Regions from separate parts of the Homo sapiens genome. Here region 2 is linked to region 1. A link is a loop called in an ENCODE intact Hi-C map of the cell type or tissue named here. Cell type or tissue: Caco-2. All regions are shown on one strand.

Region 1 (8,000 bases):
CTTGCCTAAAAGGACTCTTCCGCTTTAAGCACCACTTATTTCTCCTTTTCTTTTTTTCTCTTTGCCTCTTTGTTCCCCAATACCTTTTCTTTTCTTTTTTTCTCCTCCCCTTTCTGTTACTCTTCCATAAACACCTGTTCCGTTAATTTAGAGAGAATATAAGAAGGATCAGAGTGAGGATGAAGGAAGGGTGAAGCTGAGCATTTCAGCAGCGTCATGGTCTCAGTCCTGATAAATATGCTACCTAGGGGCGTTCTCCTGCAGGAGCCTCAGTGAAGCCTGCTTCATTCATTCAGCCAGCAGTTAGCAAGCATCTTCCCTGAGTCAGTCCCCTGCCAGGCTCCTAGGAGACCCAGATGAATGAACCTGGTTAGGCAGAGGGAGCATGTGGGCAGGACAGGGGACTGAGCAGGCACCTGGAAGGTCTGGAGAGCTGTGTGCTGCCCTGTGCTACAGCAGGTGTAGAATCGTTTGGGGAAGGCGCAGGACATCTGGATGAATGGAAACAGCATTTCCAACAAAGTCACATGTAAATAGGTACAGAATAATAAAGTGCTAGTTAGGTGCACAGTGCTGAAGAGGCCCAGAGTAAGAGAATAATCGTGGTGAGTGTCTTAGAGGAAATTATTGAGCTACATTTTGTAAGAAGTAAAGGTCTAGATTAGCAGCAAGATAAGTGGGCGGGCACTGGAATTTGGCAGACTATTCTGTAAAAAGACATGGAGGTGGAAATAAGGAAAAAGAAGTAAGGAAAGCCTGAGTTGAGGTTGTTGGTCAAAGGAAAAAAGAGAAGGAACCATGAATGGGACCCCTGTGAAGCAGAGTTCTAACATGTAAATGTCCTGCGGCTACCACAGAATCAATCTTTATCTCCTCCTGTCCTGTAGGCGGTGGGAGCAAGGAAAAGGAGGCAAAACCCCCACAGGAAGACCTGAAAGGGGCGCTGGTGGCACTGACATCAGAGAGGTTTGGGGAAGCCTCTCTCCAGGGCCCTGGGCTCGGAAGGGTCTGTGAGCAGGAGCCTGGTGGCCCTGCAGGCAGTGCGCCTGGGCTTCCTCCTCCCCAGCACGGTGCCATCCCCCTGCCTGACGAAGTCAAAACCCACAGCTCCTTCTGGAAGCCTTTCCAGTGCCCTGAGTGTGGGAAAGGATTCAGTCGGAGCTCCAATCTCGTCAGGCACCAGCGAACCCACGAAGAGAAGTCTTATGGCTGTGTGGAGTGTGGGAAGGGCTTTACCCTGAGAGAATACCTGATGAAGCACCAGAGAACCCACCTGGGAAAGAGGCCCTACGTGTGCAGCGAGTGCTGGAAAACCTTCAGCCAGAGACACCACCTGGAGGTGCACCAGCGCAGCCACACTGGGGAGAAGCCCTACAAGTGCGGGGACTGCTGGAAGAGCTTCAGCCGCAGGCAGCACCTGCAGGTGCACCGGAGGACGCACACCGGGGAGAAGCCCTACACCTGCGAGTGTGGCAAGAGCTTCAGCAGGAATGCCAATCTGGCGGTGCACCGGCGTGCCCACACTGGCGAGAAGCCATATGGGTGCCAGGTGTGCGGGAAGCGGTTCAGCAAAGGGGAGCGGCTGGTCCGACACCAGAGAATCCATACAGGGGAGAAGCCCTACCACTGTCCTGCCTGCGGGCGAAGCTTCAACCAGAGGTCCATCCTCAACCGGCACCAGAAGACCCAGCACCGCCAGGAGCCGCTGGTGCAGTGAGCATAGCAGGTGGCAGGCAGCACCATCATTCATCTTTCTCACTGCAGGGCCTTGCGGGGTGCAAGGTGATGGCTGCAGGAAAGCACTGGTCCCATCGCCTTCCCACCCATTCGCCAACGCGGGAAAGGCAAGGCCTGGCTTACTTAGAGCTTCCAGAGAGCATAGCTGCTTCCATCTCTTACCCAAGTGGTGCTAAACAATTTTTCTTCCAATGTTTGAGGGAAGCAGTCTCCTGCGGTTCAGTTCAGGCTGAGATTTTCTCCTTCAGTGGACTGTCTGTGTCCCCCTGCCGAACAAAGCTGGGAGTAAAGGCAAAACCTTGACACGTGTTGGTAGCTGGGACCTCATCTTCCTGAGGGCTCTGTCTTGCCTGCAGGGTCATAGCTCAGACTCTTCCCCCACCCCCTCTCTTTTCCATTGAACAAACATTTATTGAACATCCTCTGAGCACCTGGCCGTGGGAATGCCGTGGTGAATGAGAGACTAGACGTGATGCCTCTGGGGGTTGTGCGTTGGGGATGCATGCGACAGCCCATGACCCGAGGCATTCTCAGGGTATCTGTGCTGTGTGCCCGTGAGAACATCTTCCCATGACCACTCCTGCCCTCCTGCCCCGTGCTGGATCTTCCCTCCCCAGCTGGGATCTGCTCCCAGGCAACTGTGTGAATTTTACATTATTTGGAGCCTCATCTGTGTCAGGCTATAACATTCTATCCTCATCTGTAAAACTTCCCCGTCCATTATTCCTTGCACTATAACAACTGTCAACACACCAACTATTAGGAAGTTAGTATTTTGCTATTGATCACTGAATAAACATCAGAGTATTTTAAAAAACAGTTCTCTAGAAAGAACTGTTATAATTAAAATGAGTCTGAAAGATGAACTCTAGTATTAATGCCCTATATTTGATGGCACTTTATAGTTCATAAAATTAATTTCACCCCATTCTCATTGGACCCATTTCCCAAGTATTTATTGAGGCCCTGTAACAAACATGTCAGGAACTCTTCTGGGTGCTTGAGACACATCCATGAATAAAATAGGGGGAGAAGCTGTTGACCTCGTAGAGCTTATGTCTCGTGGATGTACCTGATCTTCAGAACCCGTGGATATTCCTGCAAATCCTCTGGGCCTGTATTCATTGCTTTGTCAGCATCTTGCCCTGAAATGCATTTGTCACCTACCTCTTGTTACTAAATGGTCTCTGCCCTCCAGACCCTTGTCATCCAAGGCACTAGGGGTCCTGGACACCCACTGGGGATGATGAGCTGGTAGCGACCTGTTTTGCATGAGTGCCAAGTCAGGAAAAATAAAGATATTTGTAGGCATTAAAAAAAAATACATTTCTTTAAAAATGAGAAGATGCAATATTTGTAAACTGTTGAAGCTTCCTTATTGTGCCATCACTTAAGGGTTTCATTTCTGTTTAAAGTTCTGGAAGCTGCATAACTAGCGTGGACTGACTGCTGTGTCATTGTGCTGTGCCTTTGAACCCTGGCTGAGTGAGTGAGTTTGTCCTTTGTTGATAGTGTCCTATAATTGCAAAATGTGGTTTGTCTTCTGATGCCTCTTAATACCAGATTCTTTTACTGAGATTTTTTTTTTTCATTTTCCATTGTAAATAAGGTAAATGGTAATGACTAACACAAAGCTGTATTACTCAGCCCACTTTGAAACGTGGTTTTATCACCTGTTCTTGTTAGGCAGCATGGTGTCTAATTTTGGCTTAGCAAATGACGCTCCTTGGTCTTCCTGGCTCATTAGCTGTGCCCACGAGGCTGCACTGACTGGGTCGTAAATGTATCTGAGATGTCCACACGGGGCTGCTGCTGCTCCTCTGTAATACTGAGGTCCACATGCAAAATCAGCTTTTTTTCCCCCGTAATTATCAGAGCAGCTAGGCAGGGCTGACAGCCAGGCAGACTCAGTGGGAGGCTTCTGGCCTGAGTGTGGCCTTCCCCAGAGGGTGGTTTTCCAAAGGCAGGTGGGGACTGGGGAGGCCTCGGGGGGCTGCTTGTCATTACCTGAATCACAGATGCTCTTTTGTCATACACAGCCAGCATTCCTCTGGGTTTCAGCAAGTTGGCATATCTTAAGCTTCAGAAGGAGCTGGGCCTTGCTGACTTTCCTATCTGGCCTCTTCCCTATCTCCTGTGGGGCCAAGAGCTTAGGACAGTGTCTCAGAAAAGCCTCTAAGTAGGGGGTTTTTCCCATGGGATTGTGGTAGTCTGATTTTTCATATCTATTCAAATGTTAAGAAATATTTTGTTTTCTGTATTTTTCTATTCTTTAGAAATTTTTTTATAATAGATAATTTCAAACCTATATAAATAAATCCTTATGTATTTATCATTTGACTTTATTATAAACTCATAATCAATCTTGTTTCATCTCTGTCCACTCCTTCCTCCCCGTCTTCCTCCCCCACTGAAGTTTCGAAGTGTATCCCAAGTGTTGTTTATAACCATTTCAGTGTGTACCTGTAAAAGGTAAGGGCGGCTGGGTGTGGTGGCTTACACCTGTGATCCCACCACTTTGGGAGGCCAAGGTGGGATTGCTTGAGAGGAGTTCGAGACCAGCCTGAGCAACATAGTGAGACCTCATCTACAAACAAATATTAACTGGGCATGGGTGGTGCATGCCTGTGGTCCCAGCTATTCAGGAGGCTGAGGCTGGGCATCACTTGACCCCAAGAGGTTGAGGTTGCAGTGAGCCCTGATTGTGCCATTGCACTCCAGCCTGGGAGACAGAGCAAGACCCTGTCTCAAAACAAAACAGTTCCTTAATGTCAAAATATCCAGTGAATTTTAAGAACCCACCTAATTTTTCAATATAATATAATTTGTTGCTTTGTCTCTTAAGGCTTATAATCTGTAGTACTTATCCTTTTCTTCTTGAGATTTATTCATTTTAAAAAACTCGATCATTTATCCTGGAGAGTTTTTTACATTCTGCATTTTCTGTTGTTTTTTTTTTTTTTGAGCTGGAGTCTCGCTCTGTTGCCCAGGCTGGAGTGCAGTGGCACAGTCTCAGCTCACCGCAACCTCCCTGTCCCGGGTTCAAGCGATTCTCCTGCCTCAGCCTCCCAAGTAGCTGGGATTACAGGCATGTGCCACCATGCCCAGCTAATCATTCTGCATTTTCTGTTTGCATACCCATGGCGTGATTTAACATATTTCCCTGCCTTCTGTATTATCTAAAAATGTAGAAGTGTTTAGTGGTGTAATCAGATTCATATTTCACATTTTGGCAAGAACACATTATAGATTGTGACATGCCCTGTTTCTCTTCATATGATTTTAGAAGCCTAGATCTGCTTCTTTCGTTAGTTCTGTAAATGCTTCATCATTTAGTAGTTGGAATATTGTAAGAAATTTCCCTTCATTAACTTAGGTTACCCTTAGATATAGTTCATACAGGGAAGGCAAGAAAATGCTTGATCCTCCTCTTTATTTGCCTGTTTTCAGAATAATGAGCTAGTTACTTTTTGCTTCCTGTAAAGGCAGTCAAGTCTGTAGAAATCAATGCATTCATAGCTTTTTGCTTTTATTGGTTTTTTTGAGACAGAGTCTTGCTCTGTCACCCAGGCTGGAATGCAGTGGTGCAATTGTAGTTCACTGCAGCCTCAAACTGCCAGGCTAAGGTGCTACCCCTTCCTTGGCCTTGCAAAGTATTGAGATTACAGGTGTGGGCCACTGCACCTGGCCTGCACTCATGGATTTAAACATACTTGGTATTGATCAGTCTGCTGGAGTTATAATTTGATGCTCAAATTATTTCACCTTTGACCAGTGGAGGCCCCTGGACCTTGGCTCCTGAATCCTTTTGACATAACCCTAATTCTCATTGACAGCTTCTTTGCTTTCTGGCATGACAAGATGTTCCAGGCAAATGTTCCGTATTTCCTGCCCCTTTTGAGAGTGAAAGTGGGTGCTATTTATTATGCTGGGACAGTGGTGTAAACCGGGACTCTCCAGGTCAAACGGGTATTTGGTCAACTCATAGATGGGCCTCCTTTTGTATGACAAGGCATCTGTGGTTGCCTCACATTGTGATGATGCTGTACACCTTCAGTGTCTGGCTGCATGTGCCGTGCTGCTGGGTAATGAGGGAGGCTGTTGTCCTTTGCAAGAGAAACTCTGTTTTCTCCCCTGGGTGGTGGTAGAACCAGGTAACTGCCTAAGGTCTGTCCTGGGGAAATATTTCATCAAGAAAGTTTGGTCCATGTCATAGTGTGTGCTATGGGTGTTGTCTGCAGGCTGATTATGCTTAAAATACTTTCAGTACCTGTTTTATCCCAGCTGAGAGGCAAGGAGAACCTTTGTTTCTTAAAAAATAAGCTGGTTTCAGCCAGGTGCGGTGGCTCACGCCTGTAATCCCAGCTCTTTGGGAGGCCGAGGCGGGCGGATCACCTGAAGCCAGGAGTTCGAGACCAGCCTGGACAACATGGTGAGACCTTGTCTTTATTAAAAATGCAAAAATTTGGCCAGGCGCGGTGGCTCACGCCTGTAATCCCAGCACTTTGGGAGTCCGAGGCAGGTGGATCACAAGGTCAGGAGATTGAGACCATCCTGGTTAACACAGTGAAACCCCATCTCTACTAAAAATATATAAAAAAACAAAATTAGCTGGGCATGGTGGTGGGCACCTGTAGTCCTAGCTACTTGGGAGCCTGAGGCAGGAGAATGGTGTGAACCCGGGAGGCGGAGCTTGCAGTGAGCCGAGATCGCACCACTGCACTGCAGCCTGGGGGACAGAGTGAGACTCCGTCTCAAAAACAAAACAAAACAAAATTAGCCAAGCGTGGTGGCAGGCGCCTGAGGCAGGAGAATCACTTGAACCCGGGGGGCGGAGGTTGCAGTGAGCCGAGATCATGCCACTGCACTCCAGCCTGGGTGACAGAGCGAGACTCTGTCTCAATAGTAATAATAATAATAATAAGCTGGTTTCAAGTCCCCTCCCTCTGTACAGTACAGATTGACTTAATCCACTTCTGAGACAGGGAAAATGACAGGTAGCAACATGTTTCTGTAGCAGGTACTTGCTCTTAAACTTTGCCAGGGTTTCTCAACCCCTGCACTGTTAACATTTTGTGCCAGATAATTCTCTGTTGGCAGCTGTCCTGGTTGGTTTTTTTTTTTTTCACTGTGTAATTCCTTTATTTTCTGCATATTAGTGCTTTACTAACACTACAACCATAAAGAACACAGTTTCAGGTACTGTACTTTTTAGTTTGGGGCGATCATAGTCTACAGACTCATTTACTTATATTAAACAAGATTAACCTCATTCAAAACATACTGCAGTTTATAAATTCACATAAATACAGAAACTGATGCAATTAAACAACTTCAGGATCTTATTTTTTCAATTCTTAGATTATAATTTTTTTCTGCAGGCTATAATTACCTGCTCCAGTCACCAATGATTATTGTTCAATTTAACTACATCAATTATAAACCTCTTATATCCTTAAAGAAAATTTTAAGTGAAAATTACAATTTCTTACCAAAAGGTTTAGAGTTTTCCAAATTTCAAATATTTCCTTCCCCCTCCCCCATTTCCAGTCAGACATTTCAAATAAACTAAAAATAACCACATCTCACCTGCAACATTCAATAATAGCAATCACTTGATGTATAAAATTTTAACTATGCTCCCAGTTATTTTAAGACACAAAAAAGTGGCTGCCTACCAATCTGTCTTCACAAGTTAGAAATACTACATTGAAGATATAACATGGGCTGGGCGCGGTGGCTCATGCCTGTAATCCCAGCACTTTGGGAGGCTGAGGCGGGCGGATCACGAGGTCAGGAGATCGAGACCATCCTGGATAACATGGTGAAACCCCGTGTCTGCTAAAAATACAAAAAATTAGCCGGGCGTGGTGGCGGGCCCCTGTAGTCCCAACTACTTGGGAGGCTGAGGCAGGAGAATGGCGTGAACCCGGGAGGCAGAGCTTGCAGTGAGTGGAGATCGCGCCACTGCACTCCAGCCTGGGCAACAGAGCGAGACTCCATCTCAAAAAAAAAAAAAAAAAAAAAAAAGATTTAACATGAGGGTTTCAAGTTTCCTCCGGTTTAGGCATTTATACCTTTGTGCTTGTTTTGTTTCAGGATGTTACTATAGCATTGATGTTGGATAACCCATATTTATATACCTTAAAATGCAATCATTTAAAACACTAAGGATTACATTTATGGTGGAACTTTGGGAATTTTAGAAAGCAACCAGTGTTCTTAGATGTGTTTATTAGCCTTATTTCTAGAACTATTTCTAC
Region 2 (8,000 bases), 240 kb after region 1:
CTGTAATGAGCCCCTCCAGCTGCCTGCCATGGAGCTGATATCCCCACTCTTGGGTTAGTCCAGTGACCAGACAAAAGCAGGGCTGTAGCGTTGTGACTACAATGGGCCACCCAAGAGGGGACGGCTCCCATGAGAAGACAGGGAAGCAGTGTGGCATCGGGAGTCAGGGGGATTATTTTCTCCTCTGTTCACAGAAGCCTAAATTTATTCATCTGCTAAATTGTCACCATGGATATTCTGGAAGAAAAATACATTTTCTAGATGTAGTACCTACATCAACAGCATCAGCACTACTTGGGATTTATTAAAAATGTAAATTCAGAGTTTTTGAATCAGAAACTCTGAATCAGAAACCCTGGAACTAGGGCCCAGCCAACTGCTTTAACATGACCTTCAGATGATTCTAATGTGTACTCATGTTTGAGAATCGCTGCTGTAGAAGAGCATGAGAACAAGGAAGTAACATGAAAGAATTTAAATGCAAAGGAAATGGAAAATGAAGACTCAATGAAGTAGGAGTTAAAGTGAGTGTAGCGTTCAGTGAAGAAAGTGTTTCAAAAAAGGAAGGCATAATCAACTTTGTCAAAGGCTGTTGGGTACATTGAAAATTGGTCATTGATCGCTTCTTGGCCTTTTGGCTAAGAGCAAGTGAAAATTGGCCATTAAATGTGGCCACAAGGAGGCCATTTGTGACAATCATACTAATGGTTTCCATAGATTGATGATGACAAAAGCCAACTGAAGTGAGCTCAGGAGAAAATGGAAGCAGAAAAAGTGGAAATAACAAGTAAAGAAAACTGTTTCGGCCGGGCACGGAGGCTCACGCCTGTAATCCCAGCACTTTGGGAGGCCGAGGCGGGCGGATCACGAGGTCAGGAGATCGAGACCATCCTGGCTAACATGGTGAAACCCTGTCTGTACTAAAAATACAAAAAATTAGCCAGGCATGGTGGCGGGTGCCTGTAGTCCCAGCTAATCGGGAGGCTGAGGCAGGAGAATAGCATGAACCCAGGAGGCGTAGCTTGCAGTGAGTGGAGATCGCATCACTGCACTCCAGCCTGGGCAACAGAGCAAGACTCCATCTCAAAAAAAAAAAAGAAAACTGTTTCAAGGAATTCTTCTGTAAGACTGTTTAGACCATGGGTGGACGTCCAATCTTTTGGCTTCCCCAGGCCGCACTGGAAGAAGAATTGTCTTGGGCCACACATAAAATACACTAAAACTAATGACAGCTGATGAGCTAAAAAATAAATAAATAAAAGTTAAAATCTCATAATTTTTTTTATACTTTAAGTTCTAGGGTACATGTGCACAACGTGCAGGTTTGTTACATATGTATACATGTGCCATGTTGGTGTGCTGCACCCATTAACTCGTCATTTACATTAGGTATATCTCCTAAAGCTATTCCTCCCCTCTCCCCCCACCCCACAACAGGCCCTGGTGTGTGATGTTCCCCTTCCTGTGTCCAGGTGTTCTCACTGTTCAATTCCCACCTATGAGTGAGAACATGCGGTGTTTGGTTTTCTGTCCTTACAATAGTTTGCTGAGAATGATGGTTTCCAGCTTCATCCAAGTCCCTACAAAGGACATGAACTCATCATTTTTTATGGCTGCATTGTATTCTGTGTATATGGGCCACATTTTCTTAATCCAGTCTATCATTGTTGGACATTTGGGTTGGTTCCAAGTCTTTGCTATTGTGAATAGTGCTGCAATAAACATACGTGTGCACGTGTCTTTACAGCAGCATGATTTATAATCCTTTGGGTATATACCCAGTAATGGGATGGCTGGGTCAAATGGTATTTCTAGTTCTAGATCCCTGAGGAATCGCCACACTGACTTCCACAATGGTTGAACTAGTTTACAGTCCCACCAACAGCATAAAAGTATTCCTATTTCTCCACATCCTCTCCAGCACCTGTGGTTTCCTGACTTTTTAATGATCGCCATTCTAACTGGTGTGAGATGGTATCTCAATGTGGTTTTGATTTGCATTTCTCTGATGGCCAGTGATGATGAAAATGTTTTAAGAAAGTTTATGAATTTGTGTTGGGCCACATTCAAAGCCTTCCCAGGCCACATATGGTCTGCAGTACATGGGTTGAATGAGCTTGGTTTAGACTTTCCGGGATTGAGGAGAAGTTTCTTTTTAAGATGACAATCATAAAGGTATGTCTGTAGGCTGAGGTACTGATCAAGTAGACTGGGAAAATTTATAACGCAGAAGAGAGAAGAATAATTTCAAGAGCAAGATTATAAGAGATCCTTGCAGATCAGATGGTTATGATGACCTGTGTTAGTCCTCCCCCATATTGCTAAACCCAAATAATCTTGTCTCCATTGGATGAATTCTACTACTGGCCTCTTCTTGGACTTATTCTGTGGACAATTTGGCAGTAAATGGATATGTGAGTAATAGTCTCCAAATCTGGTTCTTTAGTGCTCCCACTGATTCTGACATCTTCCCATCATGCCTTCAATAAGGCTTTTTTCTGCTTGTTTCATTCAGAGTCCATTTCTGTTGCTTGGAACCAATACCCATAACTAACACAAAATCTCAGGTCACCCTATTTTTTTTTTCATTAAACACATAAGATTACTGAGGCCTTGAGAGGTTAAGTAACTTACCACTGTTATCAAGTGGCAGACTCTCCTCCAGATCATTCTGATTCCAAATCACAAGGCTAGGAACCCTCAAAGAACAGAAAGGTATTTTCAGCCTGTGAAATAATAAAAGTTAATATGCCTACCTGCTATGGCAAGTCCAACGTAGACCAAGGAAAAGCACAAGCAGATGTGTAAAAAATCTTAAGTTTCACAATGCAATTCCAAACATCTAGTCTACCACCTGGATCATACTAGGCACTCAACAAAGATTTGTTAAACACAACATGGATTACAAGAATTATGTTATATATTATTATGTATGTATACAAAATGTATTATTCTTTCCCTTATGAATTCTTACACACTGTGATTCATGGAACACTAAGGGTCTAAGAATATAACTTTTAGGGCCAGGTGCAGTAGCTCACGTCTGTAATCTCAGAACTTTGGGAGGCCAAGGTGGGCAGATCACCTGAGGTCAGGGGTTGAAGACCAGCCTGACCAACATGGTGAAACCCCGTCTCTACTAAAAATACAAAAATTAGCCAGGCATGGTGGCACGCGCCTGTAATCCCAGCTACTCTGTAATACTCAGCTACTCCTGGCTGAGGCAGGAGAATCACTTGAACCTGGGAGGCGGAGGTTGCAGTGAGCCAAGATCGTGCCACTGCACTCCAGCCTAGGTGACAGAGAGAGACTCCGTCACAAAAAAAAAAAAGAATACAACTTTTATATCATGCATCCTCCCTTTCAAACAGCCATCATTCACCATTTACTTCCCATGCTTCCAAAAGTAAGCAACACACTCCAATTTTAAACTCCATAAATACTCTCTGGTGGCATGTTTTATATATTTTTGTTAATAAAAATAATAATAGATAAGGGCCCTTATATCTTTATCTTGCCTTCTTTTTTTCAGGGTGTCAGTGACCTTTATATGTCTTCTTTCAAAGGGACTTTTTAAAAAGTTTTCCCTAATTCTCTAAAGATCTACTCAAATGTTCTCCACAGTGCTTGGATACCTGACACCAAGCTGGAATACTGGAATTGTGTGTTAAATGTGTTTTTCTTCCAGTAGTAAAACAGCATAAGGAAGCTATCTCCCTGAAAAACTTTAGAGGTTTATATGAATTAATTTAAGGAGCTTATCCTATTCCACTCTACACTCGGGGCAACCACAATTGCAGTCGTTGAATGCACTGGGTGATAACATCTCTCCTCAGCACTCTTCTCAGAGCCTTAGCTACATCTTTATTCCGGAGAGTATAAATCAGAGAATTCAATGTGGGCGTAATGATGCTGTAGAACACAGAACCAACTTTGTTCTGCAATAGAGTGCACTGGGACCTGGGTCTCATGTAGGAGAAGATGCAGGCACCAAACCAAAGAGAAACCACCGTGAGGTGGGAGCCACAAGTGGCAAAGGCATTTCTCTTGCTCCCAGATGAGCGCATCTGAATGACACTTTGAAGGATGAAGACATAGGATGTAGAAATCAGGAAGATGGGGAGGAGGAGGAGAATGCTGCTGATGTACACTGTGGTCTCATACACAGTGATGTCGCCACATACCAACTTCACAACAGCTGGGAACTCACAGTAGAAGTGGTAGACTTTCCGAGGCCCACAGAAAGGGAAGTGCATCAAGATCGCCATGTGAATTAGGGAGTTCACGGATGCCCCCAACCATGACATGACAGCCATCATCAGTCCCACCTTCTTGTTCATGAGCACAGCATAGCGCAGTGGATGACAGATGGCAACATAGCGGTCATAGGACATGACAGCTAAGAGAAAACATTCAGCACCACCTAGACACAAATAGAGGAAGTGCTGGGTTGCACAGCCCACAAAGGAGATAGATTTCTTGCCAGATAGGTAGTTGGTAGCCATCTTCAGGATGATTGTGGAGACATGCATCAGATCCATGAGGGAGAGCTGGCTGAGCAGGAAATACATTGGTGTATGAAGCTGGGGATCAATGCAGATGAGGAGAATGGTGAGGGTGTTGCCACTCACCGCAATAAGGAAGACCACCATGGTCAAGGAGAAAAGGAAAAGGTGGGTAAGGGAGTCATCGAAGAGCCCCTCAAGGATGAAGTCTGCCAGAGAGGTCTGATTCTTCTGCCACATTGTCCCCTTTCTCAATCCCTGAGGAAACAGAGAGTGGAGATAAAGAGTGTGACTGGAAATACTGGGGTCCAGTATACCCAAGGAAAAGCACCTTTTGATAGAGGACAGAACCTGTGAAAAAAATTTCCGTTTCTAATTATTCAACCTCTCTAATTATTCAAATAACCTTTTTTTAAAAGAGAGCTTAGAAATCTGCCTTCACAAACATAATCACTCTGAAATTTCAGAATATCTGGACTCTATTATCAAACTTCAAGTCTCTTCTCGTTAAGAAAGATATATATGTGTGTGTGTGTGTGTGTGTATGTATATGTATGTGTGTATATATTTATTCCCCATTTACTTCCTAGGCTTCCAAAACACACATATGTATACACACACACACACACACACACATTTGTCTTTCTTAATGAGAAGAGACTTGAAGTTTGATACTTAATGGAGTCTAGATATTCTGAGATTTCAGAGTGATCATGTTTGTGAAGGCAGATTTTTAAGCTCTCTCTCTCTATACAGACACACACAGAGAGACAGTTTGGAGAAAAGCTTGGGGGCGTTGCTTATTTTATCAGTGAGGATTTTACTAGAAAAGCTATAACACTAAGAGATTTCTCTTATACAATTGTGGAAGCTGGTTAGGCAATCTATGCGTGGCTGTTACCTTTGTGTCTGATGCTGGAACTTTAATTCCAGAGGGCAAGTAGTCAGGAAAAAAAAAATGGATATAAAGAGTGGCAGATCAAAGTCATGCTGGAACCCACAAGCATGAGCTGCAATCCCACAAAGGCAGACTGAAACCCATGTCAGTTCTTGTTGTCTCTGAAATTGGCGGTGTGGATATCCTGCAGAAGCTGGGGCGCCTCTTTTTTTTTTTTTTTTTTTTTTTGAGTTGGAGTCTTGCTCTGTCGCCCAGGCTGGAATGCTGTGGCCCGATCTCGTCTCACTGCAAGCTCCGCCTCCCGGGTTCATGCCATTCTCTTGCCTCAGCCTCCGTAGTAGCTGGGACTACAGGCGCCTGCCACCACACCCGGCTAATTTTTTGTATTTTTAGTAGAGACGGGGATTTCACCGTGTTCGACAGGATGGTCTCCATCTCCTGACCTCGTGATCCCCCCGCCTCGGCCTCCCAAAGTGCTGGGATTACAGGCGTGAACCACCGCACCCGGCCGCTGGGGCGCTTCTTAATGGCCAGATTAAAAATGCACACACCTGGCCGGGCGCGGCGGCTCACGCCTGTAATCCCAGCACTTTGGGAGGCCGAGGCAGGTGGATCACGAGGTCAGGAGATGGAGACCATCCTGGCTAACACGGTGAAACCCCGTCTCTACTAAAAATACAAAAAATTTGCCGGGCGTGGTGGCGGGCGCCTGTAGTCCCAGCTACTCGGGAGGCTGAGGCAAGAGAATGGTGTGAACCCAGGAAGCGGAGCTTGCAGTGAGTGGAGATCGCATCACTGCACTCCAGCCTGGGCAACAGAGCGAGACTCCGTCTTAAAAAAAAAAATAAAAAAAAAAAAATAAAAAAAAAAAAGAATGCACACACCTGACCCAGAAGTCAGAAAAACTAAAGGAGAATCCAAGGGAAGGCCTTTTGAAGACCATCTGGTTGGCAACACGTTTTGGTGCTGGGGCAGTGTCCTCTAGGATGTGAAATATACTCTAAATCTGCATCCAATTTATGCTGCTCTTCCTCCCATAGCAAGATTCATGGAACCAGAAATCACCAGGTAGAAGAGAGAATGAGTCCTCTCACTATAGCCCCCATAACTGTGACCCACCAGCACAATTTTAGTTTTCTATCCCTTCACTTTTAGCTTTTGCTGTTTTAGAGGTCTTAGTTCCAAAGGGAGAAATTCTTCTACCAGGTGTCACAACAATAATCCCATTTTCTGATAGTTAAGACTGCCACCATGCCACTTGGGGCTCCTCATAGAACTGAATCAATAGGCAAATAAGGTTACTCTATTGGCTAGTAAGACTGATTCTGACTAGCAATGGGAAATTCAGTCACTACTATACAGTGAGGATATGGAGAATTATGTCTGCAGTCAGATTTTCTAGGGTGTACTCTCATGTCTCATGATGTAAGCCAATAGAAAACTACAACCCAATTCAGACAAGACTGCTAGTGGCCCAGATGCTTCAGGAATAAAGGTTTGGGTTACCCCACCAGGCAAAGAGTCATGAATAACTGTAGACAAAGAGAATTGGAATGGGTAGTGAAAGCAAGTCGTTATAAATACCAGCCAAAAACCATGTGAGCAGCTACAGAAACAAAAACTGTAATAGTTATGGGCATTTATTCTGTGTGTGTGTGTATGTGTACTGAATATTTGTTTTCTTCTCCTCTGTCATCCCCCGTATCTAACATAAGATGTATTAATAATTGTTAATTTCAGGCAGGGGACAGTGGCTCAGGTCTGTAATCCCAGCACTTTGGGAGGCCAAGGCAGGCAGATCACCTGAGGTCAGGACTTTGAGACCAGCCTGGCCAACATAGTGAAACCCTGTCTCTACTAAAAATACAAAAATTAGCCAGGCTTGGTGGCACATACCTGTAATTGCAGCTACTCGAGGGGCTGAGGCATTAGAATCCCTTGAACCCGGGAGGTGGAGTTTGCAGTGAGCCAAGATTGTGCCACTGCACTCTAGCCTGGGCGACAGGGCAAGACTCTGTCTCAAAAAAAAAAAGTAATCTTAATTGATTCCTCAAATATCCACCCTATTCTTTTTTGTGTTTTTTCTCCTAAATGTCTTTCTAGACCTTCATGCGGTGACGATTATCTATTTACTTCTTAAAGCAAAGAACTCAGAACTGAATGCATTCTCCCAAGCATTTGATCAGTAAGAAAGAGGTCACATCTGGCCGGGCGCGGTCGCTCATGCCTGTAATCCTGGCACTTTGGGAGGCCACGACAAGTGGATCACCTGAGGTCAGGAGTTCGAGACCAGCCTGACCAACATGTAGAAACCCCGTCTCTACTGAAAATACAAAATTAGCCGGGCGTGGTGGCGCATGCCTGTAATCCCAGCTACTCCAGAGGCTGAGGCAGGAGAATCGCTAGAACCCAGGAGGCAGATGATGCAGTGAGCCGAGATCACACCATTGCACTCCACCTTGAGCAACAAGAGCAAAATTCTGTCTCAAAAAAAAAAAAAAAAGTCACATCTATTACTGTCTCTCTCCTAATGCAGTCTACAGTCTCATCTTTCTGGCTGTCACTTCACACTGTTATTTCACACTCAGCTTCTGGTG

Evidence for each region. Hi-C counts contacts between places; a loop is a spot of excess contacts. Peaks named below come from ENCODE experiments on the same cell type or tissue, not always from the same donor. Only the 100,000 strongest peaks of a DNase experiment are listed, where the experiment ranks them.
Region 2: a loop joins it to region 1, with 19 times the contacts of the local background. A loop is called at or near these places in 2 of 110 quality-filtered maps.

Annotation. Positions count from the first base shown.
Region 1 is chr7:99,628,304-99,636,303 of GRCh38, forward strand. It overlaps ZSCAN25 (zinc finger and SCAN domain containing 25), which reads left to right. Exons shown (of 8, transcript NM_145115.3): 8 at 888-4,105. The coding sequence ends at 1,717. It also overlaps the pseudogene LOC442603. Among named protein-coding and RNA genes, the nearest start is that of ZSCAN25, 15 kb to the left of the region's middle. RefSeq lists an enhancer at 1,534-2,180. In Caco-2, no CTCF peak of the experiment used is centred here; DNase peaks (open chromatin) are centred at 1,686 and 3,551.
Region 2 is chr7:99,872,289-99,880,288 of GRCh38, forward strand. It overlaps OR2AE1 (olfactory receptor family 2 subfamily AE member 1), which reads right to left and starts at 4,745. Exons shown (of 1, transcript NM_001005276.1): 1 at 3,774-4,745. The coding sequence starts at 4,745. The coding sequence ends at 3,774. In Caco-2, CTCF peaks have their summits at 4,453 and 4,689; a DNase peak (open chromatin) is centred at 5,694.